Regions from separate parts of the Homo sapiens genome. Here region 2 is linked to region 1. A link is an interaction called in ENCODE POLR2A ChIA-PET data of the cell type or tissue named here. Cell type or tissue: IMR-90. All regions are shown on one strand. Each heading gives the region's core, and the rest is flanking DNA. Links, peaks and the distances in the headings are about the cores only.

Evidence for each region. ChIA-PET counts read pairs that join two places held together with the same protein. Peaks named below come from ENCODE experiments on the same cell type or tissue, not always from the same donor. Only the 100,000 strongest peaks of a DNase experiment are listed, where the experiment ranks them.
Region 2: POLR2A ChIA-PET joins it to region 1 with 12 read pairs; 4 of 35 experiments call an interaction of 5 or more read pairs at or near these places.

What each region holds. Positions count from the first base shown.
Region 1 is chr16:15,667,545-15,678,584 of GRCh38, forward strand. It overlaps NDE1 (nudE neurodevelopment protein 1), which reads left to right. Exons shown (of 9, transcript NM_017668.3): 4 at 10,257-10,405. Among named protein-coding and RNA genes, the nearest start is that of NDE1, 23 kb to the left of the region's middle. RefSeq lists an enhancer at 5,250-5,991. In IMR-90, for the core only: no CTCF peak of the experiment used is centred there; a DNase peak (open chromatin) is centred at 5,417; H3K27ac peaks cover 1,167 bases.
Region 2 is chr16:15,744,435-15,755,474 of GRCh38, forward strand. It overlaps MYH11 (myosin heavy chain 11), which reads right to left. Exons shown (of 41, transcript NM_002474.3): 15 at 8,960-9,074; 16 at 5,704-5,897; 17 at 3,613-3,734; 18 at 3,440-3,509; 19 at 3,136-3,296; 20 at 695-803. Among named protein-coding and RNA genes, the nearest start is that of NDE1, 100 kb to the left of the region's middle. In IMR-90, for the core only: no CTCF peak of the experiment used is centred there; no DNase peak of the experiment used is centred there.

The DNA of each region.
Region 1 (11,040 bases), core at 1,910-9,909:
AGGCCCATGCTCATCTCTGGAAGGGCCTGTGCGGCAGACGTGATCTTTGAACTCTTTGTGCCTCTAGTGGGTGGTGCTTTTTGTTTTGTTTTTTTTTTTTTTTTGAGATGGAGTTTCACTCTTGTTGCCCAGGCTGGAGGGCAGTGGCGCGATCTTGGCTCACTGCAACCTCCACCTCCCAGGTTCAAGTAATTCTCCTGCCTCAGCCTCCTGAGTAGCTGGGATTATAGGCGCCTGCTACCACGCCTGGCTAATTTTTTTTGTATTTGTAGTAGAGACGGGGTTTTATGTTGGCCAGGCTGGTCTCGAACTCCTGACCTCGGGATCCATGATGGGTGGAGCTTTGAGAAGCAAGTCACACACATGTTCCCGTGGACTTTCTTGGTTGTGTACACTGATTTTATAGGGCACATGGCAGGGAGACTTTTTTTTTTTTTTGAAACAGGGTCTTGCTCTGTTGCCCAGACTGGAGTACAGTGGCTGGATTACAGCTCACTGCACCCTGGACGTCTCAGGTTTAAGCAGTCCTCTCACCTGGGCCGGGCGAGGTGGTGCATACCTGTAATCCCAGCACTTTGGGAGGCTGAGGTGGGCAGATCACGAGGTCAAGAGATTGAGACCATCCTGGCCAACATGATGAAACCCTGTCTCTACTAAAATTACAAATATTAGCTGGGCGTGGTGGTACACGCCTATAGTCCCAGCTTACTTGGGAGGCTGAGGCAGGAGAATCACTTGATGGTTGGAGGCTGTAGTGAGCTGAGATTGTGCCACTGCACTCCAGCCTGGCAACAGAGCGAGACTCCGTCTCAAAAAAAACCAAAGTCCTTCCACCTGAACCTCGGGAGTAGCTGAGACTACAGGCATGCGGCACCATGCCTGGTTAGTTTTTGTATTTTTTATAGAGACAGGGTTTCGCTGTGTTGCCCAGGCTGGTCTTGAACTCCTGGACGCGAGCAGTCCTCCTGCCTTGGCCTCCCAAATTGCTGGGATTATAGGCATGAGCCACCACCTGGCCAGGGAGACATTTTTAGGGTATGGAGGTGTTGCTAGAGTAATATCATCAGGTCCAATATTGTAGCCCTTAGCTACATTTGGCTGTTGAAATTTAATGAATTAAAATAAAAACTTAATTCCTCAGTCACAGTAGCCACATTTCAAGTGCTTAGGAGCCACGTGTGGCCAGTGAGTTTCCTTAGTGGACAGAGGGGCTGCAGACCATTTCCTTCATTACCAAAAGGTGTGTTGCACTCTGCCAGTTCAGAGCAGGTTTCTCGACCTGGCTGCTGTTGACATTGGAGCCCGGATCATCCTCCGTTGGGAGGGACTGAGGTTTGCTTTGTGGGTTTTTTGTTTGTTTGTTTTGTATTTTTGAGATGGAGTCTTGCTCTGTTGCCCAGGCTGGAGTGCAGTAGCGCGATCTCGGCTCACTGCAAGCTCCGCCTCCCAGGTTCACACCATTCTCCTGCCTCAGCCTCCCGAGTAGCTAGGACTACAGGCGCCTGCCACCACGCCTGGCTAAATTTTTTGTATTTTTAGTAGAAACGGGGTTTCACCGTGTTAGCTAGGATGGTCTTGATCTCCTGACCTCAGGATCCGCCTGCCTCAGCCTCCCAAAGTGCTGGGAATACAGGCGTGAGCCACTGTGCCCAGCCTGTTTTTTTTTTGAGATGGAGTCTTGCTCTGTTGCCCAGGCTGGAGTGCAGTGGCACAATCTCACCTCACTGCAACCTCCGCCTCCCAGGTTCAAGTGATTGTCCCGCCTCAGCCTCTTGAGTAGCTGGGATTACAGGCACCCTCCACCACGCCTGGCTAATTTTTTTTTTTTTTTTTTTTGAGACGCAGTCTCACTCTGTTGCCAGGCTGGAGTGCAGTGGCGTAATCCCGGCTCACTGCAACCTCCACCTCCTGGGTTCAAGTGATTCTCCTGCCTCAGCCTCCTGAGTAGCTGAGATTACAGGCACACACCGCCATGCCTGGCTAATTTTTGTATTTTTAGTAGAGATGGGGTTTCACCATGTTTTCCAGGATGGTCTTGATCTCTTGACAGTGTGATCTACCCGCCTTAGCCTCCCAAAGTGCTGGGATTACAGGTGTGAGCCACCACGCCCGGCTAATTTTTGTATTTTTAGCAAGGACGAGGTTTCACCATGTTGGCCAGGCTGGTCTCGAACTCCTGAGCTCAGGTGATCCGCCCGCCTCAGCCTCCCAAAGTGCTGGGATTACAAGCATGAGTCACCCCGCCTGACCACACTGTGGGATGTTTGGCAGCATCCCTGGCCTCCACCCTCTAGATGCCAGTAGCATTCCCCGCACCTCCAAGGTGGTGAAAACCAAAAGCACCTCTAGACATAGCCAGGTATCTGGAGACCCAGTGCTCTGCAAGGTAAAAACCATCCCTTCTGTACATGCTGTAGGGCTCAGCAAGGGATCACTAAGTCAACACCGTGCCCCAGAGACTGGCTCTCAGCCTTAGCTGCCAGCCAGCATCACTAGGCCAGCTTCATAAACATCCGACAGGCCTGAACCCTCTCTCCCCATCCCCATCTCCCCGCCTTGCTCTGAGATTCCATTTCTCAGTAAGTCTGGGTGGGGCCCTGGCATGTCTGTGTGGTTTTCTTTTTCTCATTAAACTCCCAATGTACATTTTGATGAGCTGCTTCATGGAAGAGTCAAAACTGTGTGTGCCCAGGGCTAGGTATGATGGACGGTGAAAGGGGAAGTGCTGGTTGCCTTCTTTGGGAAGACAAACCTAATGCCATGAAGCAGTTGGGGACGTGAAGCTCAGTCACAGAACTCTGATGTGGGGGCCTTTCAAGAGAAAAAGGACTGGCTGGGTGCGGTGGCTCATGCCTGTTATCCCAGCACTTCAGGAGGCCGAGGTGGGCAGATCACCTGAGGTTGGGAGTTTGAGACCAGCCTCACCAACATGACAAAACCCTGTCTCTACTAAAACTACAAAATTAGCTGGGTGTTGTTGTATGTGCCTGTAATCCCAGCTACTTGGGAGGCTGAGGCAGGAGAATCACTTGAACCCGGGAGGCGGAGGTTGCAGTGAGCCGAGATTGCACCATTGCACTCTAGCTTGGGCAACAAGAGCGAAACTCTGTCTCAAAAAAAAAAAAAAAGAAAGAAAAAGAAAGGACTGCATGGGTTGAGGGAGGCTGTGTGGAGGGTGTTTGTAGGTGTATGTGTTGCTGACACTTGGTGCTTGGGGAGATGGGGCTGAAGGAGAGTTGATCTGTACCCATCACAGACGTGGACAAGAATGGGTGTCGGGTGGACCTTGGCAAGCCCAGCTTTACTAATGTATAGGAAAGGGTGTGGGACCAACAAATGGATTGGGGGTTTGGGGCAGGGCGGAGGAGAGGTCCCAGACACGTTGAAGGTGGTCATTGAAGCTGAAGCTTTCTGTTGGAGACCACAGAGTGCAGCTGGCCGTCTGCAGATCCATCTGCCCCATAGGTGTTGTTTGATCGCCTTCAGGGGTTTTTGTTCAGCATTTCCCCATGAACGTTTTCCAGCATATAAGGCTGAAAGAATTTCCAGTGAATACCTGTGTATCCACCACCACCTAGGCTCTACCAATAATATTTCCCCTACTTACTTGCCTTTTATTATATATATTCCCCCATCCATCAAAATTTGTAAAGCTTCCTGTAAAAAGATGGATTTCTGGCCAGGCATGGTGGTTCATACTTGTAATCCCAGCCCTTTGAGAGGCTGAGGAGGGAGAATTGCTTGAGACCAGGAGTTCAAGGCCAGCCTGGGCAACATAGCGAGACTCTGTCTCTACAAAAAAATAAAAATAAAAAATTCATTGGACATGGTAGTGCACACCTGTAGTCTAAGCTACTCAAGAGGCTGAGGCAGGAGCATTGCTTGAGCCCAGGAGGTTGAGGCTGCAGTGAGCTATGATTGTACCATTGCACTCCATCCTGGGTGACAGAGCAAAAGTTAAAAAATAAAAAACCTGAGTAGTGGTTGTTTAGAACACACATTGTTGAGTTTCCCCCAATCCCCATATCCGTGACACGGAGACCTTAGTGTCATCTGCCTCTCCCTGTACTTGGCCCACTTCACCCATTTGTTAACAGCTGAACACCTGCTACACACAATGAGCAATGATTATCGTTCTTTTTGTTGTTGTTGTTTTTGCTGTTGGAGACAGAGTCTCCCCCTGTCACCCAGGCTGGAGTGCAGTGGTGTGATCTCAGCTCACTGCAACCTCTGACTTCCAGGCTTAAGTGATCCTCCCACCTCAGCCTCCCAAGTAGCTGAGATTACAGGCACCTGCCACACCACGCCTGGCTAATTTTTGTTATTTTTTGTAGAGACGGGTTCATGTGCCCATGCTAGTCTGGGACTCCTGAGCTCAAGTGATCCGCCTGCCTCGGCCTCTCAAAGTGCTGGGATTACAGGTGTGAGCCACTGCGCCTGGCTGATTATAGTTCCTAAATTGAAGGGGACTCTGGGTTGAAAAGCTGGGTAGGAGGAAGATTAGTGGTATGAACTGCAGTTTGGAGAGGATAACAGGCCCTCCATGGATCCTGAGTAAAATATCAAGAGAATTACTCAGTAATTCTCTGCTTCAAGACTGAGCTCTTGGGCCTGGCGTGGTGGCTGATGCCTGTAATGCCAGCACTTTGGGAGACCGAGGCGGGCGGATCATGAGGTCAAGAGATTGAGACTGTCCTCGCTAACATGGTGAAACCCCGTCTCTACTAAAAATAAAAAAATTAGCTGGGCATGGTGGCGCACACCTGTAGTCCCAGCTACTCGGGGGCTGAGGCAGGAGAATTGCTTGAACCTAGGAGGTGGAGGTTGCAGTGAGCTGAGATTGCGCCACTGTACTGCAGCCACATGTCAGATGCAGGAGACTCAGAGCACACAGCACAGTGAAGAAACAGGGTACCTTGGAATAACGAGGACCCTGCCACCAGCAAGTATTTGTCAGTCACCTAAGAGAAATATATTCAGCTGGGCCGGACTTCTTAACAACTGGCTTATTCATCACGGGTTGAATGAAAAAGCCTTTAAGGGACCAAACAGAGCATCTATTGATGCCCCCATCAGCTGACAGCTTATTCGAATTAGCCCCAAATGGCAGCACAACATTTCAGCAACAGGTTTTCATGTCCACAGGTTCCGAGGAGATCTCTCAATCGCCAGTGCAGTCGGTGGAGCCCACTCGCTGCGTCCTCCTGGAGCCTGCGTTTGAATTTAGGTTAATGACTTAAGATCCTGTTTTATTTGGAGATGTTCCCAAATAAAGGGTGTGAGGCGATGAGAGCCACGCCTGGGAACAGGGCCTGGTCTGCCTCTACTTGCTGGGTGCAGATACTTCTCTGCTTACAGCCAGGAAATGGGGAGGGTGCTGCGGGCGGCAGCAGGGATGTGGTCCGCCCTCCTCATCCTTCCAACGCTGTAAATCATCTGTTTGTTCTTTCTTTGGAGTCTTCTTGCACAATGGCTCTCGCCACGCCTCTCTGGCCTAGGCACCATTACATCACCCTGGGTGCATCCGGACTTTCTAGCAACGGCTTTGTTTACTTGATTGAGTAAAGAGAAGTTGGCCTTTTTTAACTTTTAAATTAGACCTTGCGCCTTTCTTGTGGGAAGTGTTTTCTCTTATGTTTGTAGAATCTAGGATGGGTGTTTTGTGTTTTCGGTTTTGATTTTTTTTTGAGATGGGGTCTCTGTCACCCAAGCTGGAGTGCAGGGGCACAATCTTGGCTCACTGCAACCTCCGCCTCCCGGGCTCAAGCGATTCCCCTGCCTCCCGGGTAGCTGGGACCATAGGCACTTGCCACCACACCCAGCTATTTTTTGTATTTTTGGTAGAGACGGGGGTTTCACCGTGTTGGCCAGGCTGTTCTCAAACTCCTGACCTCAAGTGATCTGCCCGCCTTGGCCTCCCAAGTAGCTGGAACTACAGCCGTGCACCACTATGCCGGGCTAATTTTTGTATTTTGGTTTCGCCATGTTGCCCCAGGCTGGTGATTTTTTTTTTTTTTTTAAGCGTTGGCCTGGGCTAGAGTGCAGTGGCATGATCATAGTTTACTGGAGCCTCAACCTCCTGGCCTCAAGCAGTCCTCCCACCTCAGCCTCCCCCATAGCTAGGACTGCAGGTGCATGCCACCACGCCTGGCTGTTCTTAAATTTTCTGTAGAGATGGAGTCTTCCTATGTTGCCTAGGCTAATATGCCTCTGCCACCTGAGGTGCTGGGATTGCGGCATGAGGCACCGCACCTGGCTCTGGGTGTTTGGTGAAGGAAAGTAATTTGGAAGCAGAGCAGGAATAGAATCGAGAGAGCACGGGAACGGGCAGGTGATCTGGATTGAGATGGTTTAGGGCTGGTTAGCATAATTGCTTAAGGACACCTGCTCAGGAGGCTGGGGTTTGGTCTTGGCCCAGTCATTTGCTACTGGTTGATTCTGGGCTAGTTAAGTAATTGAGTCTCAGTGTTCATGTCTCTGAAGTGGAATTAAACGAGACAACATAGGAAGTGTACTTAGCCTGGAGGCCAGCACAGAATAAGTATGTAATGGATGTTATTGCTGCAGCTGGCAACAGGGAATCATTGAGAAGTGCGCTGGACTGTTTCTTTGGTAATTAACAAGATCTCCCTCTCTGTCTCTCTCCTCTCCTTTTCTCTCCCTTTCCCTTCCTCCATCTTCTCCCTCCCTTCTGTCTTAGTTTTTGTTTGTTTGTTTTGAGATGGAGTCTTGTTCGTCGCCCAGACTAGAGAACAGTGGCACAATCTCTGCTCACTGCAACCTCCGCCTCCTGGGTTCAAGCGATTCTCCTGCCTCAGCCTCCCGAGTGGCTGGGATTATAGACAACGCACCACCACACTCGGCTAATTTTTTTTTGCATTTTTGGTAGAGACGGGGTTTCACCATGTTGTCCAGGCTGGTCTTGAACTCCTGACCTCAGGTGATCCACCTGCCTCAGCCTCCCAAATTGCTGGGATTACAGGTGTGGGTCACTGCTCCCGGCCTGTCTTTGTTTTTAAACCCAGAGATTGGAATGTTCTTTCTGTCTCCATGCTACAACGGAGAGTCCTGGATCAAAAATTCAGAATAATTGACTGTTGTGTAAACCAAGTACATGCTGCTCTCCCATTGTTGTGGGCACAAACAACAGAAGTCATTGAGATTCCTTTTTTTTTGCTTTTTGAGATAGCTGGGTCTCACTCTGTTGCCCAGGTTGGAGTGCAGTGATGCAATCACGGCTCACTGCAGCTTCAACCTCCCAGGCTCAAATGGTGTTCCCATCTCAGCCTCCTAACTGGGACTACAGGCGACGCCACCATGCCCTGCTAATTTTTATTTTTTGTAGAGACTGAGTCTGGCTCTGTGGGCCACGCTGGTGACTCTTTGTAATACGGTGATAATGTGTGAAAGCAGGCTTGCGTTGCCCCTGTGGATGAGGCTTGGAGAGGTCCATGTGGCTTTCTTTGGTTGTGGACACCTTGGGCAGAATGATTTGTCTGAAGATTGCTGGGGGCTTCAGACAATGATTTGTCTGAAGATTGTGGGAACCAGGTTTGGGAGTGGGCAGGATTCAAGGTGCTCAAGGGGCAGGAGGTGGGAGGCACTTAGGACATAATTGAAACAGTTATTCAGTGTGCCTGCCTGCCCGCCCCCTCCCAGTCCCCCACCACTGCCAGAGAGTTTTGCTCTTGTTGCCCAGGCTGGAGTGCAATGGCACGATCTGGGCTCACTGCAACCTCCGCCTCCCGGGTTCAAGAGATTGGCCTGCCTCAGCTTCCCAAGTAGCTGGGATTATAGACGCCCGCCACCAGGCCCAGCTAATTTTTTGTATTTTTAGTAGATACGGGGTTTCGCCATGTTGCCAGGCTGGTGATTTTGGGTTTTTTTTTTTTTTTGCTTGTTTTTTTTAAGTGTCGTGGTCTCACTCTGTGGCCTGGGCGGGAGTGCAGCGGCGTGATCATAGCTCACTGCAGCCTCAACCTCCTGGTCTCAGGCAGTCTTCTTGCCTCACCCTCCCAAGTAGCTAGGACTACAGGTGCATGCCACCACGCCTGGCTGTTTTCACATTTTTTGTAGAGGCAGAGTCTTGCCCAGGCTGGTCGAGAACTCCTGGGCTCAAGCAATCCTGCCTCTGCCACCTGAAAGTGCTGGGATTACAGGCATGAGGCACCACACCTGGCTCTGGGTGTTTGGTGAAGGAAAGTAATTTGGAAGCAGAGCCGGAACAGAATCAAGAGAGCTCGGGAGTGGGCAGGTGATCTGGATTGAAATGGTTTGGGGCTGGTTAGCATAATTGCTTAAGGACACCTGCTCAGGAGGCTGGGGTTTGATCTTGGCTCAGTCATTTGCTACCAGTTGATTCTGGGCTAGTCAGGTCACTGAGCTTCAGTGTTCATGTCTCCAAAGTGGGATTAATGAGACAACATAGGTGGTGTACTTAGCCTGGAGGTGGCACAGAATAAGTATGTAATGGATGTTATTGCTGCAGCTGGCAACAGGGAATCATTGAGAAGTCAGCTGGACTGTTCCTTTGGTAATTAACATAGATCTCTCTCCCTTTCCTTCCCTCTCCCTCCCTTCCTCTCTCCTCTGTCTCCCTTCCTCTCTCCTCTCTCTCCCTCCCCCATTTTATCCCCTCCTTTTCTCCCTCCTTCTTTTTCTTTCTTTCTTTGTTTTTCTGGTTTTTTTTTTTTTTTTTGAGACAGAGTCTCGCTGTTATTGCCCAGGCTGGAGTGCAGTGGTGCAACCTCCGCCTCCCGTGTTCAAGCGATTCTCCCGCGTCAGCCTTCTGAGTAGCTGGGATTATAGGCATGCACCACCACGCCTGGCTAATTTTTTTGTATTTTTAGTAGAGTCCAGATTTCACCATGTTTTCGAGGCAGGTCTCAAACTTCTGACCTCAGGTGATCCGCCCACCTCAGCCCTCCAAAGTGCTGGGATTACAGGTGTGAGCCACTGCGCCTGGCCTGTCTTTATGTTTTTAAATAACCTAGAGATCAAACTGTTCCTTTTTTCTCCATGTCACAACGGGGAGTCCTGGATCAAAAATTCAGAATGGCGGACTGTTTTAAAACCAAGTTCATGCTGCCCTCCCATTGTTGTGGGCACAAACAACGGACGTCATTATGATTTCTTTCCTTTTGAGGCAGCAGGGAGTTGCCCAGGCCGGAGTGCAGTGGTGCCTTCACAGCCCACTGCAGCTTCGACCTCTCAGGCTCGAATGGTCCTCCCACCTCAGCCTCGCGAGTAGCTAGGACTACAGGCAAGAGCCACCATGCCCTGCTAGTTTTTATTTTTTGTAGAGGCCAGGTCTCACTCTGTGAGCCGGGCTGGTGACTCTCTTTGTAATACACTGATGATATGTGTGAAGGAGGCCCATGTTGCCGTGTGGATGAGGCTTGGAGAGGTTTACGTGGCTTGCTTTGGCTGTGGACACCTTGGGTAGAATGATTTGTCTGAAGAATGATGGAGGCTATAGGAATCTCAACCCTGTTGAGAGTAGGCAAGATTCAAGGTGCTCAGGGGGCAGAGGCACTCAGGACATAATTAAAACAGTTGGTCCGTTGTGCCTGCTTTGAATGACACCTGCCTGTTCCCACCACGTTACATCACTTGCCTAAGAGTCAGCTCTGGAGAGAAGGTTCTGTTGACTGAGCCTGGCTTGTCTCCCGATTGTGGTGGGAGGGTGGGACAGAAAGCCTGGAGCCCCACCCAGGGAGTGTGGTGGGAGGAGTAGTTTCATAAAGAGAGAGGGTCAGGCCAGGTGCAGTGGCTCACACCTGTAATCCCAGCACTTTGGGAGGCCGAGGCGTGCAGATCACTTGAGGTGTCAGGAGTTCAAGACCAGCCTGGCCAACGTGGTAAAACCCGGTCTCTACTAAAAATACAAAAATTAGCCACTATTGTTGGTGGGTGGCTGTATTCCCAGCCACTTGGGAGGCTGAGGCAGGAGCATTGCTTGAACCTGGGAGGCAGAGGTTGCAGTGAGCCAGGATCTTGCCGCTGCACTCAAGCCTGGGCAACAGAGTGAGACTCGGCCTCAAAAGAAAAAAAAAAAAACACGGAGTCTTGCTGTGTTGCCCAGGCTGGAGTGGAGTGTTACAGTCATAGCTCACTGCAGCCTCTAACTCCTGGGCTCAGGCAGTCCTCCCAGTTTAGCCTCCCGAGTAGCTGTGACTCCAGGTGGATGTGTGCTACTGTGTCTAGCCTTCTCAGAAGTCTTAAGTCATTCACTCAGTGTCTGTGTTGTCCTTCAGGAGAAGTTTGAAGTGCAGCACTCTGAAGGCTACCGGCAGATCTCAGCCTTGGAGGATGACCTCGCGCAGACCAAAGCCATTAAAGACCAATTGCAGAAATACATCAGAGAGCTGGAGCAAGCAAATGACGACCTGGAAAGAGCCAAGCGGTATGGGTGGAAGGGAAAAGCACGAGTGGGAGACTCTCCTCTCTGCTTTTTGTCCCCAGCAGCTGGGTACTGGGCCCTGTGCTGAGTATAGGGAACTAAGCAGTGAGCAGAACAAAGCCAGTGCCCTTCTGGATTTTAGTGCCCGGGGGGAAATGGACAATAGTCGAAGAAGTGCAATTTCATTACAGCAGCAAGGCTGGCAGCCCAGGGTGCTGTGGGGGTGTGTAATAGGATGTATTAATTTGGCTGTTGGCCTGGGAGCGTCAGGCGAGCCTTACCAGGGGAAATGCTATTTAGGCTAAGACCAGAGGAATGAGTAGCCATGATGCCAGGAGGGGTGTGAGACAAGAACATTCCAGACAGAACACCAAGCCTGTGCTAAGCCCCTAAGGTGGGAAGGAAGCTTTTTCAAAGAACAGTTTTTTGTTTTTTTTTGGAGACGGAGAGTCTCTGTCGCCAGGTTGGTGTACAGTGGCGTGATTTCGGCTCACTACAATCCCTGCCTCCTGGATTCAAGCAATTCTCATGCCTCAGGCTCCTGAGTAGCTGGAATTACAGGCACGTGCCACCACACCATTCTAATTTTTGTATCTTTAGTAGGGATGGGCTCTTGCCATGTTGGCCAGGCTGGTCTC
Region 2 (11,040 bases), core at 1,197-9,196, 76 kb after region 1:
CACCCGCCTCGGCCTCCCAAAGTGCTGGGATTACAGCCGTGAGCCACCGTGCCTGGCCTTTTTTTTAAATAAAAAAAAAAAGAAAGAAGAGACAGAGTCTCAATCTTTCACCCAGGCTGGAGTGCAGGCATGATCTTGGCTCACTGCAACCTCTGTCTCCTGAGTTCAAGAGATTCTCCTGCCTTAGCCTCCTGAGTATCTGGGATTACAGGTGCCTGCCACCATACCCAGCTAATTTTTGTATTTTAAGTAGAGACAGGGTTTTGCCATGTTGGCCAGGCTGGTTTTGAACTCCTGACCGCAAGTGATCCGCCTGCCTCGGCCTCCCAAAGTGCTGGGATTACAGGCGTGAGCCGCCGCCCCCGGCAGCATTCTTGAACCATCAAAATTACAGAACTGGAGAACAGAGTGGTTTCCATGGCTACGGAGGAAGTGGGTGTGGCTATAAATGGGCCACACGAGGGATTCCAGTGCGGATGGAAATATTAATACTTTGTGTTAAGGTCCTGGCTATAGCCTATGTGCCAAAGGACAGGGCCTCCTCGGGCCAGAGAACCGCCAATGCTCAAGGTCTGAGTTCGAGCCCTCCATTCCACACCCACTTGCGACCACCTCCTGTCCCAAATGTGAAGGCTCCAGAGTGAAGAAGCAGGGCTGGGGGCCCCTGGGAAGGGGGCTGGGGCAGAGCACTCACTTTGGTGAAAAGCCTCCACCACTGCCAGTTCCGCAGCTTGAGGTAGGCGGCGCAGTTCCTCTGAATCACCTTCATGGCGGTCAGCTGCTGCTGCCTCTTGGCAAAAGCCCTAGGGAGGGGGGAAGAGAAGGTGCGGGGGTCATGAAGCCACACCCTGCTGTCAACAGAGCCCTGCCCTGCAGCATCCTGAACCTGCACAGGGACATGCCCCAATCTCCCCAACTCAGGTTCTTCCAGAAACCCTGTGTGACACATGTGTTGTCTGGCTGCAAACAACTTAAATCATCTACAGGACAGAGCCTTTTTCAGTGGACAAGGAAGACCCAGGGCTCACAACATGCCCTGGACTTAGCTGAGATCCAAACACCACTCAGAAAACACAACTATGTGCATCATTCCTAAGGGGGCTCCCGTACTCCCCAGCTGCACTAGCTGTTTCTTTTTTCTTTCTTTCTTTTTTTTTTTTTTTTTTTTTTGAGATAGAGTTTCGCTCTTGTTGCCCAGGCTGGAGTGCGGTGGCACGATCTCAGCTCACTGCAAACTCCACCTCCGGGGTTCAAGTGATTCTCCTGCTTCAGCCTCCTGAGTAGCTTGGATTACAGGTGCCCACAACCATGCCTGGCTAATTTTTGTATTTTTAGTAGAGATGGGGTTTCCCATGTTGGCCAGGTGGGTCTCAAACTCCTGACCTCAGGTGATCCACCCACCTTGGCCTCCCAAAGTGCTGGGATTACAGGTAGGAGCCACCATGCCCAGCCTACACCAGCTGTTTCTGACTAACTTATTTATTTATTTGTTTATTTTCAGAGACAGGGTCTGGCTCTGCGGCCCAGGCTGGAGTGCAGTGGTGTGATGATGGCTCACTGCAGCCTCAAATTCCTGGGCTTAAATGATCCTCCTGCCTCAGCCTCCCAAGTAGTTGGGACTACGGGCACATGCTACCATGCCCAGCTAATTTTTAAAGTTTTTTTTTTTTGGTAGAGATAGGGGTCTCGCCATGTTGCCCAGGCTGGTCTCAAACTCCTGGGCTCAAGCAATCCTCCTGCCTCGGCCTCCCAAAGTGCCTGGGATTACAGGTGTCAGCTACCACACCCAGCCCTGTCAAACCTATTCTCTCCTGGGTTGTTTTAGGAATTTCACACTGTGACCCTGAACCAGCACTCTTCCCGTTTAAGGGCTATCGATAGATTGAGAAACGATAGAACAGTGAACGTAATTCTGTCTTCCCTGCTTGGCTGCCATCTTGGACACAGGAAAACTTTAAGAATAAAATTGCCCCAGTTATCCAGGAAGGACAGCAACAGGGAACTTAGTAACGAAACTTGACAAGTTAGGTCTGTTGCGGGAGGGCCAAGAGCTCCCAAAGCTGGCCTTGACCATCTTGGGTCCATGTGTCAATGAATGAACCTGACACATCAGGGTCCTACTGGTGAGGGTGTGGTCTCTGCCCAATGACAACACACACCCCAGACAGAGAGCGACCCCACCTGTCCCTGCAGTCCCTGGGGTATGACTTTCATTAAGGAACCCGAACCCTTCCCCGGCTCCCAGTCTTCACAGAACAGCTGGGACATCACACCCTCCAAAACCCTGCCTTATAAATCCCACTGGGACACGGGGATCTAGACACCGTCAAGTCCTCTTTCCTCAATGGTTTATCCAATTCTAACATGTCTAGGCTGGGCGCAGTGGGTCATGCCTATAATCCCAGCACTTTGGGAGGCCAAGGCAGGTGGATCACTTGAGACCAGGAATTTGAGACCAGCCTGGCCAACATGGTGAAACTTTGTCTCTACTAAAAATACAAAAATTAGGCCAGTGTGGTGGTGGGCGCCTCTAATTCCAGCCACTCGGGAGGCTCAGACACGAGAATTGCTTGAGTCCAAGAGGCAGAGGTTGCAGTGAGTTGAGACTGCGCCACTGCACTCCAGCCTGGGCGACAGAGAGAGAGAGAGAGACTCTGTCTCAAAAAGGAAGAAGAAAGGAAGGAAGGAAGGGAGGGAGGGAAGGAAGGAGTGAGGGAGGGAGGTAAAAACAACAACAATCATTTCTGACCTGAGAACCACGCACTGTTCTAAGCTCTCGTCATGCGTTATCTTAGTGACACCTCATGAACAGCTCTCTGAGGTCAAAATGATTATGCTCAGTTTCCAGCTAAAAAACTGGAAGCTCAGAGAGGTAGAGTAACTTGCCCAAGGTTCATCAGCAAAAACTGGGGCATCCACGATGAGAACCCAGGTCTAAAACTCGTTCCCTTCCTGCACTCGTAACTTGGTACATTTATTTAAAGTAGAAGCATTTCTTCCCCTTCAAGAAAAGGCTGTCATTCAGTCAATGATGCATCTTAAACAGGTGGCCTCTTAGAATCAGGGAATCAGAACAGAAAGGCCCCTGTTTGTGATTCGCGTTTGAGGTATTAGGATGCAGGAAAGCATCTTTACTTTCTGGCCAAGTAGCCACGACACATCGCCTGGAAGGCCATGATGACATCGGTGATCTTCAAATCTCGCTCCTCCTCTAGGTGGGCCAGGACGCCAGTTCGGAAGAAGATTTTGCTCTGCCCTATCCTGTATAAGTTGGGGTCAAGTTCCAGGGCTTTGATCTGCAAAAGGAAGGAAAGGAAGAGCTCCTGATTTCCACTGTGCCATTTGGCCAGTGATGACATGGGTAAGAACGGTCCCACCAAGAGCAGCAGGTGGCTTGCGGCCAGAGGTTGGGAGGTCTCTGGTGGACTTCTGGGCTCACCATGAGAATGCAGGCCTGCTTCCCGTCCATGAAGCCTTTGGGGATGGCATTCGCCGCCAGGATCTCGTAGCTTGAAACACAGAGCAGAAGTCACCCCGGGTACCTCCAGCATCCATTCCTCCACCCAGTCCCGCTCACCCCCTGCCCTACCTGGGCCAGACCTTGGGACTTACCGTTGGCGGAACTCCTGGAAGACGATCCGGTTGGGGAAGCCCTGCCGGCAGATGCGAATGCCTTCCAGCACCCCATTGCACCGCAGCTGCTCCAGCACCAGGAACGCATCCAGCTTGCCGGACTGCAAAGGTCAAAGAGGGCAGTGGATCCCTGGGGCCAGAAACCATGGCGCAGCAAAGCCCCAAACCTCCTACCTGGATGACCCACCTGGCCAGGCCATGAGGGTACCAACAGAAGCACCCAAGGAGGGCTTAGCTGAGGGCCGAGGGGCAAAGCAGTGCCCCCCTCTGGGTTTTCATCTCTTTGCTTCGGCAATGGCTGCCTCATGATCTCTCTGGTTCTTGGTGACACTAGCATCGCCTGGCTGGAACCTGGGGCTTCCTCCTCATCACCTCGTCTCCCTCACTTCCTGTCCATCAGCAGTTTGATTGCTTCTAGCTCCCAAATATCTCCCAACCCCCCCACTTCTCTTCACCACCATTGTCTCCACTATCTTCTCCTGCCTGGACAACCACAGAAACCACCCACCTGGTCTCTCTCTCTGGTCTTGCCTCTCCCCTCAATCCCTTTGTCCTTTTTATTTTTTGAGATAGGGTCCCATTCTGTCAGCCAGGCTGGAGTCCAGTGGTGCGATCATGGCTCACTGCAGCCTCAAACTCCTGGGCTCAAGTGATCCTCCCAAATCAGCCTCCCAAGTATTTGGGACCACAGGTATGTGCTACCATGCCTGGAAAATTTTTAAAAATGTTTTTGTAGATATAGGGTCTTGCTATGTTGCCCAGGCTAGCCTTGAACACCTGGTCTCAAGTGATCCTCCCACCTCAACCTCCCAAAGTGTTGGGATTATAGGCATGAGCTAGCATATGCCCAGCCCCCTCATTCACTTCCTAAAATGTAAATCTGACCATGATATAGCCCTGCTTTAACACCCCCAATGGCATGCCTAGAGAGAGAAGGCCAAGCTCCAGAAAGAACACAAGGAGCACCACGATCTAGCCCCTGCCTACCCATTCAGCCTCAATCCTACCTCACACCATCTGATTCCTACCTCATGCCATCACACATTTGCAACATGAAATGACCTATTTAGCATTTTCTTTCCTTTTTTTTTTTTTTTTTTAAGATGGAGTCTCGCTCTGCTGCCCAGGCTGGAATGCTGTGGTGCAATCTCAGCTCACTGCAACCTCCGCCTCCTGGGTTCAACAGATTTTTGTTTCTCAGCCTCCTGAGTAGCTGGGATTACAGGCGTGAGCAACACGCCTGGACACTATCTAGCATTTTCTTACCTAGTTCCTTCACTTCTCACCTCCACACTCTTGCTTAGCCTGGGCCCTCTGCTTATCCTAGGCCCCCTGCTTATCCTAGGCCCCACCCTGCCTTCCATGTCACCAAGTTGATGGCCACACATTCTTAACGTTCAAGTTCACCAGAAGCTTTCTCTGAGTCCTGAGGCTGTGGGAGGAGCCCTGGCTCTTTGGTGTTCTCCTAACTGACCACATTCCATCACCATCATCAGCTGTATGTTTACCTCTCCCCGTGTCTCCCATAACCTCAGCACTACTGGCATCTTGTAGGGATTCTGTGCTGGGGGTTGAGGGACCATCCTGTGCATTGTACAATGCTTAGGGCATCCCTGGCCCCTACCCACTAGATGCTGACTAACAGCCCCCTCCTGGTTGTGACAACCAAAAATGTCTGTAGCATGTCCATATAGAGGACACAATCGCCCCAAGCTGAAGATGCCTGCACCAGATTATGAGAAACCCACAGGGAAGGGCTACAATTTTTCTAACACTGCTCCCCAGCACCCAGGACAGGGCAGAGCCCAGTGAATACTTCCTGGGATAATGAATGAATGAGTGGCTGGATGACCTGCACAGCAACTCCACAACTGAAAAGTCTCTGGATGCATCCTCCCTTCCTCCTTTTCCTCCAGGGATGGGGAATGGGTCTGAGATTCAGATAGCCTTCCCCACATGGAAAATGGGGTCCTCGGGGTAGGTGGGGGCAGAGGGCGCCCTGGGGACGCTGTGACCGCTTGGGACAGCCCTGGCTTCTGGGAGCCCCAGGGTCTGGGCGGCGGGCCTCACCCTCTTCTCGTGGTTGGGGATGATGCAGCGCACGAAGTTGGGCGTGGTGTTGCGTAGCGTGGTCATCAGCTTGCCCAGCTGCTCCTTGTACAGCTGCCCCACTGTGCGGAACATGCCCTTCTTGGTCTTGGAGGCGCTGGGCAGCGAGCTCTCCGTCATCTTGGCCATCTGGTCCAGGCCCACGATGCGGTCCACTATGGGGCACAGCCAGGGTGGCATCAGCCTCTGGCCCACCCACCCCTAAATAGGCCAGAGGCTCAGCCCCAGCCCCACCCACCAACCTGCCCACTCCAATCTTTCCTTCCATCACCAACGCCTCCTTCGGCAGTCAGGGTTTCCAAGTATTGTCTATTGGGGAAATCCTGAGAGCACCTGAGTGGCAGAAAGAACAAATTCCCTGTGATGGAGTCACGCTGACCTAGGAGTCAAGCCTGCTCTCGCTGTCCACTCACTGACTAGCCTTGGCTTGGCACTATCCTGTGCCTCAGTCTCCCTTTCTACAAAAGGGAGGTAATAATACCGTCTACCTTCTAGGGCAGGGGTAAAAAAAAATAAGGCACAGAAGGCACTTATTCCCTGCCAGCCTCCAATCTTTCATCCACCAACAAATAGTTATTGAGGACCTTCTGTGCTCCAGGCCCTGGGGACACTGCTGTGAACAAAAAAAGACCCGGCCCCCTCACCCCGCTTATATCACAGGGAAGGAGACAGACAGAGATCACAGATGTTAAGTATGGAATATCTTGAGTAGTGAGGTGTGCGTAGAAAAATAAAAATAGGGTAAAGCGGAGAGAGAGTGAAGAGGGTGCTCTCTTAGACAAGGAGGTGGTGGGCTCTGCTAAGTTGATATTTGAGCAGAAACCAGCAAGAAATGAGTGGGTAACCATGTAGGTATCCACGGAAGAAATATTCTGAGGCAGAAGATACAGCACACACTCCGAGATAGCCTGGCACATCAGTAAGTGCTCAACAAAAAGTAGGTATTATTATTATTATTATTATTATTATTATTATTATTATTATCATTATTTTATTTTATTGAGACGGAGTTTCACTCTTGTTGGCCAGGCTGGAGTGCAATGGCGTGATCTCGGCTCACCACAACGTCCGCCTCCCGGGTTCCAGCAATTCTCCCGCCTCAGCCTCCCAGTAGCTGGGATTACAGGCATGCGCCACCACGCCCGGCTCATTTTTTTTATATTTTTAGTAGAGACAGAGTTTCTCCATGTTGGTCAGGCTGGTCTCGAACTCCTGACCTCAGGTGATTCCCCTGCCTTGGCCTCCCAATGTGCTGGGATTACAGGCGTGAGCTACCGCGCCCGGCCATCATCATCATCATCATCATCATCATCATCATCACCTCCAAGGTTCTTTTTCTACCAGCCCAGCAGGTCCTGCACATGCCAAGCCCAACCCACAGGCCATGGATGGCACCATTTCTTCACCTTCTACTCAGATTCTGTGTAACAATCTTTTTTTTTTTTTTTTTTTTTTGAGACAAGCTCTCACTCTGTCGCCCAGCTGGAGAGCAGTGGCACGATCTTGGCTCACTGCAACCTTCACCACCCAGGTTCAGGTGATTCTCCTGCCTTAGCCTCCTGAGTAGCTGGGATTACAGGCACCCACCAGCACACCCGGCTAATTTTGTTTTTATTTTTTATTTTTAGTTTTATTTTTTCAAGACAGAGTCTTGCTCTTTTGCCCAGGCTGGAGTCCAATGGCACAATCTCAGCTCACTGCAACCTGCGCCTCCCAGGTTCAAGCAGTTCTCCTGCCTCAGCCTCCCGAGTAGCTGGGATTACCACCACCACGCCCAGTTAGTTTTTGTATTTTTAGTAGAGATGGGGTTTCGCCACGTTGGCCAGACTGGTCTCGAACTCTTGACCTCAACTGATCCTCCTGCCTCAGCCTCCCAAAGTGCTGAGATTACAGGTGTGAGCCACCATGCGCAGCCTCATGCTTGTCTCTCTGCTTGTCTTTGAGAGTCTCATCTCTCCCACAAGACTGTGGGTCCCGCAGAGGAGGGACTACAGGCTTCATCATGTGTCCTGGGATGACACAGACCCAGGGTGCGATGTTGTTCCCTAGGCCCAGAGCCTGGCATATGGTTAGGGCACAGCTGGCCCCTCCTGGAGCCCTTTTTTTAGCATGCTTAAAACAAGGGGAGACCAGTCCTGTAAGCCCCAGGCCCATGGGCCCTGTGCCAAGAATAAAACCTGCTGTGGACACTGATGGCCAGGGACAAACAGCAAACCCCCTCCCCTCATCATCACTCCAGCAGCTCTTCACAGGGATCATCTATTCACTGGTTCTCAAAGGGAGCCGGAGTGTGGTCCCTAGACCAGCAGCATCACCTGGGATGAATGTTTTCAGGCCCGCCCCATCCCTGGCCCCAGACCTGCAGAATTAGATCTTAGGGTAGGCCCAGCCATCTGGGTTTTAAAAAGCCCTCCAAAGAGGGCCAGGTGCAGTGGCTCACACCTGTAATCCCAGCACTTTTTGAGGCTGAGGTGGGCGGATCACCTGAGGTCAGGAGTTTGAGACCAGCCTGGCCAACATGGGGGAACCCCGTCTCTACTAAAAATACAAAAATTAGCCAGGTATGGTGGTGTGTGCCTGTAATGCTAGCTACTTGGGAGGCTGAGGCAGGAAAATCACTGGAACCCAGAAGGTGGAGGCTGCAGTGAGCCAAGATTGCACCACCGCCCTCCAGCCTGGGTGACAAAGCAAGACTCTGTCCCTAAATAAATAAACAAAGCCTTCCAGGGGGTCATGATGCCTGCTTGAGTTTGAGCATCACTGGTCTAATTTAACCCTCATAATACCTCTAGTAGAGACGGCAACTATTATTGCATCTCCTGTTTTACTAATGAGGACAATGAAGCTTAATGACATCAAGTGACTCATCCAAGACCACAGAGCTAGGAGGTGGCAGAGACAAGATACAGTGAAGTCCTTCTGACTCTGGACAGGGCAGTCTAACTCCCCGTGCCTGGCATGCTGTTTCTCCTCTATTGCCTGAGCCCTGACCTCAGGACCTCAATCCCCTCGGGACATGTAGGATTGAGGGGCTCAGGGACCCCCACTCAGGAAGAAATTGTTTCAACGAGACATCACCAGCCCATGCCAATGCTCTTCCTTCCCCTGCCCCCATGTAAAGGCCTCCCCTCCTGGGGCAGGTGTGAGAGTCGGGGGACTTGGGTGTTCAATTCTCCAGCTCAAAGCAGAACATGGACCCGAGCAGAGAAGGCCTTACCGTCCTTCCACAGGTCGGCCACAAACTTGTCGGAGGAGGCATTGAGCAGGGAAGTCACGTTGTCATTCAGCGGGTCCATATTCTTGGTCAGCCAGGCACTCGCATTATAGTCCACCTGCCAAGGACACCCTGCTGGTCAGAACCCCTGGGAAACTAGAAACTTAGAAACCAAGGCCAGGACCCCAGCCCTCCCATTGTCCTTCCAGATCTTCTGAGGTCAGAGAGGAAATGACGTTTATGACCACCATGATGGGACTCCACAAACACCAGTGAAGAGACCAACAGCCCAGGGACCTGTGCCCACGTAGTAGGACATCAGCCAGTGATAGCCATTGCTGGGAAAGCCTAGTTTCCATTCCATATTCTCCTACTAACGCTGCTGTGGTAGCCTCCCTCCTCCTAAGCCAGCACAGTACCTGTGAGTTATACACTATTAAGAGATTTCATGACGGCAGATGCCCTCCTGCCGACATGCAAAACTCCCCCCTCATCATCTTCCCAATCATCCTGGTTTAGAAATTAAGCATGGCAGCCAAGCGTGGTGGTTCACACTGGTAATCCCAGCACTGTGGAAGGCCAAGGTGGGTGGATCATTTGAGGTCAGGCGTTCAAGACCAACCTGACCAACATGGTGAAACCCCATGTCTACTAAAAATACAAAAAAAAAAAAAAAATTAGCCAGGCATGGTGGTGCACACCTGTAATGCCAGCTACTCGGGAGGCTGAGGCAGGAGAATCGCTTCAGCCTGGGAGGCGGAGATTGCAGTGAGCTGAGATTGCGCCACTGAACTCCAGCCTGGGTGACAGAGTGAGACTCTGTCTCAAAATAATTAAATAAATAAATTAATTAAGCATGGCATCCTATTTTCCACTCTCTAATGAGCATAATTTGTAACTCAGAGATCCTGATATATGGATATACAGAAAAAGGACATATAGGCTTTTTACATTCCTGACTCAAACAATGACAATGCCCAAAGCCGTAATTTTTACTATGGTGAATATTAAATGAAAGGAACTGATAATACAGCTTTGCTGGGTTATCATGGGATGTGGGTTATCAGGATAATAGGTAGGCTTGATCTGAGAGAAGACTGAAAATAATAATAAAAAAAATCCACTGATGAAGTAGGGAAAAGAAAAGTGTTGTCTCTATATGCTTAAAGGAACATATACCCCCTTGAATATAGGCTAGGAGTTGGGAAACTTTTGGTGAAGGCCCAGATAGTAGATATTTTTGGCTTGGCAAGTCATACAATGTTTTGTTTGTTTGTTTGTTTTGGTTTTTGAGACAGAGTGGTTCTCTGTTGCCCAGTCTGGAGTGCAGTGGTGCAGTCTCAGCTCACTGCAACCTCCAACTTCCTGGGTCAAGCAGTTCTCTTGCCTCAGCCTCCTGAGTAGCTGAGGTTACAGTTGTGTGCCTGTAATCTCACAGCTGGCTAATTTTTAAATTTTTTTTATTTTTTATTTTTAGCAGAGACGGGCTTTCGCCATGTTGGCCAGGCTGGTCTCAAACTGCTGACCTCAAGTAATCCACCTGCCTTGGTGCTGGGGTTACAGGCGTGAGCCACCACACCCAGCCAAGTCATACAGTCTTTGTCGCAGCTACTCAACTCTAGCACTGTAGTATACAAAAGCAGCCAGCCATAGACATTATGCATACAAATGGGCATGGCTGTGTTCCAATAAAACTTTATTTACAATAACAAGCTGTGGGCCAGATCGGACTCTGTTGCCAGGCCCTGGTAGAGAGCATTGTTTGTGCCCATGATGCAGTGGAGGTACTGAGGAGTCAATAGAATACTACAATTCTGCAAGCCAGACTAAGCTATGTCCTTTGTACATTATCCAGGACTCTTGAGAGCCACAGGGCAAGGGCCTATACAATAACAGCCAAGGCATGTTGATGATGATGATGATGATGATGAATACAACTATCATAGATTTCCCTGGCCAGAGCAGGCTGGCAATAGCAAACTCAAGACCGTGACATGGGAGATTTTTGTTGAAGCCAGGTGTGGATGTATTAGTCACCCCATTCCAGTTGGCCCCGCCTGTTGGGTATAACTTGTAGCAGGAAG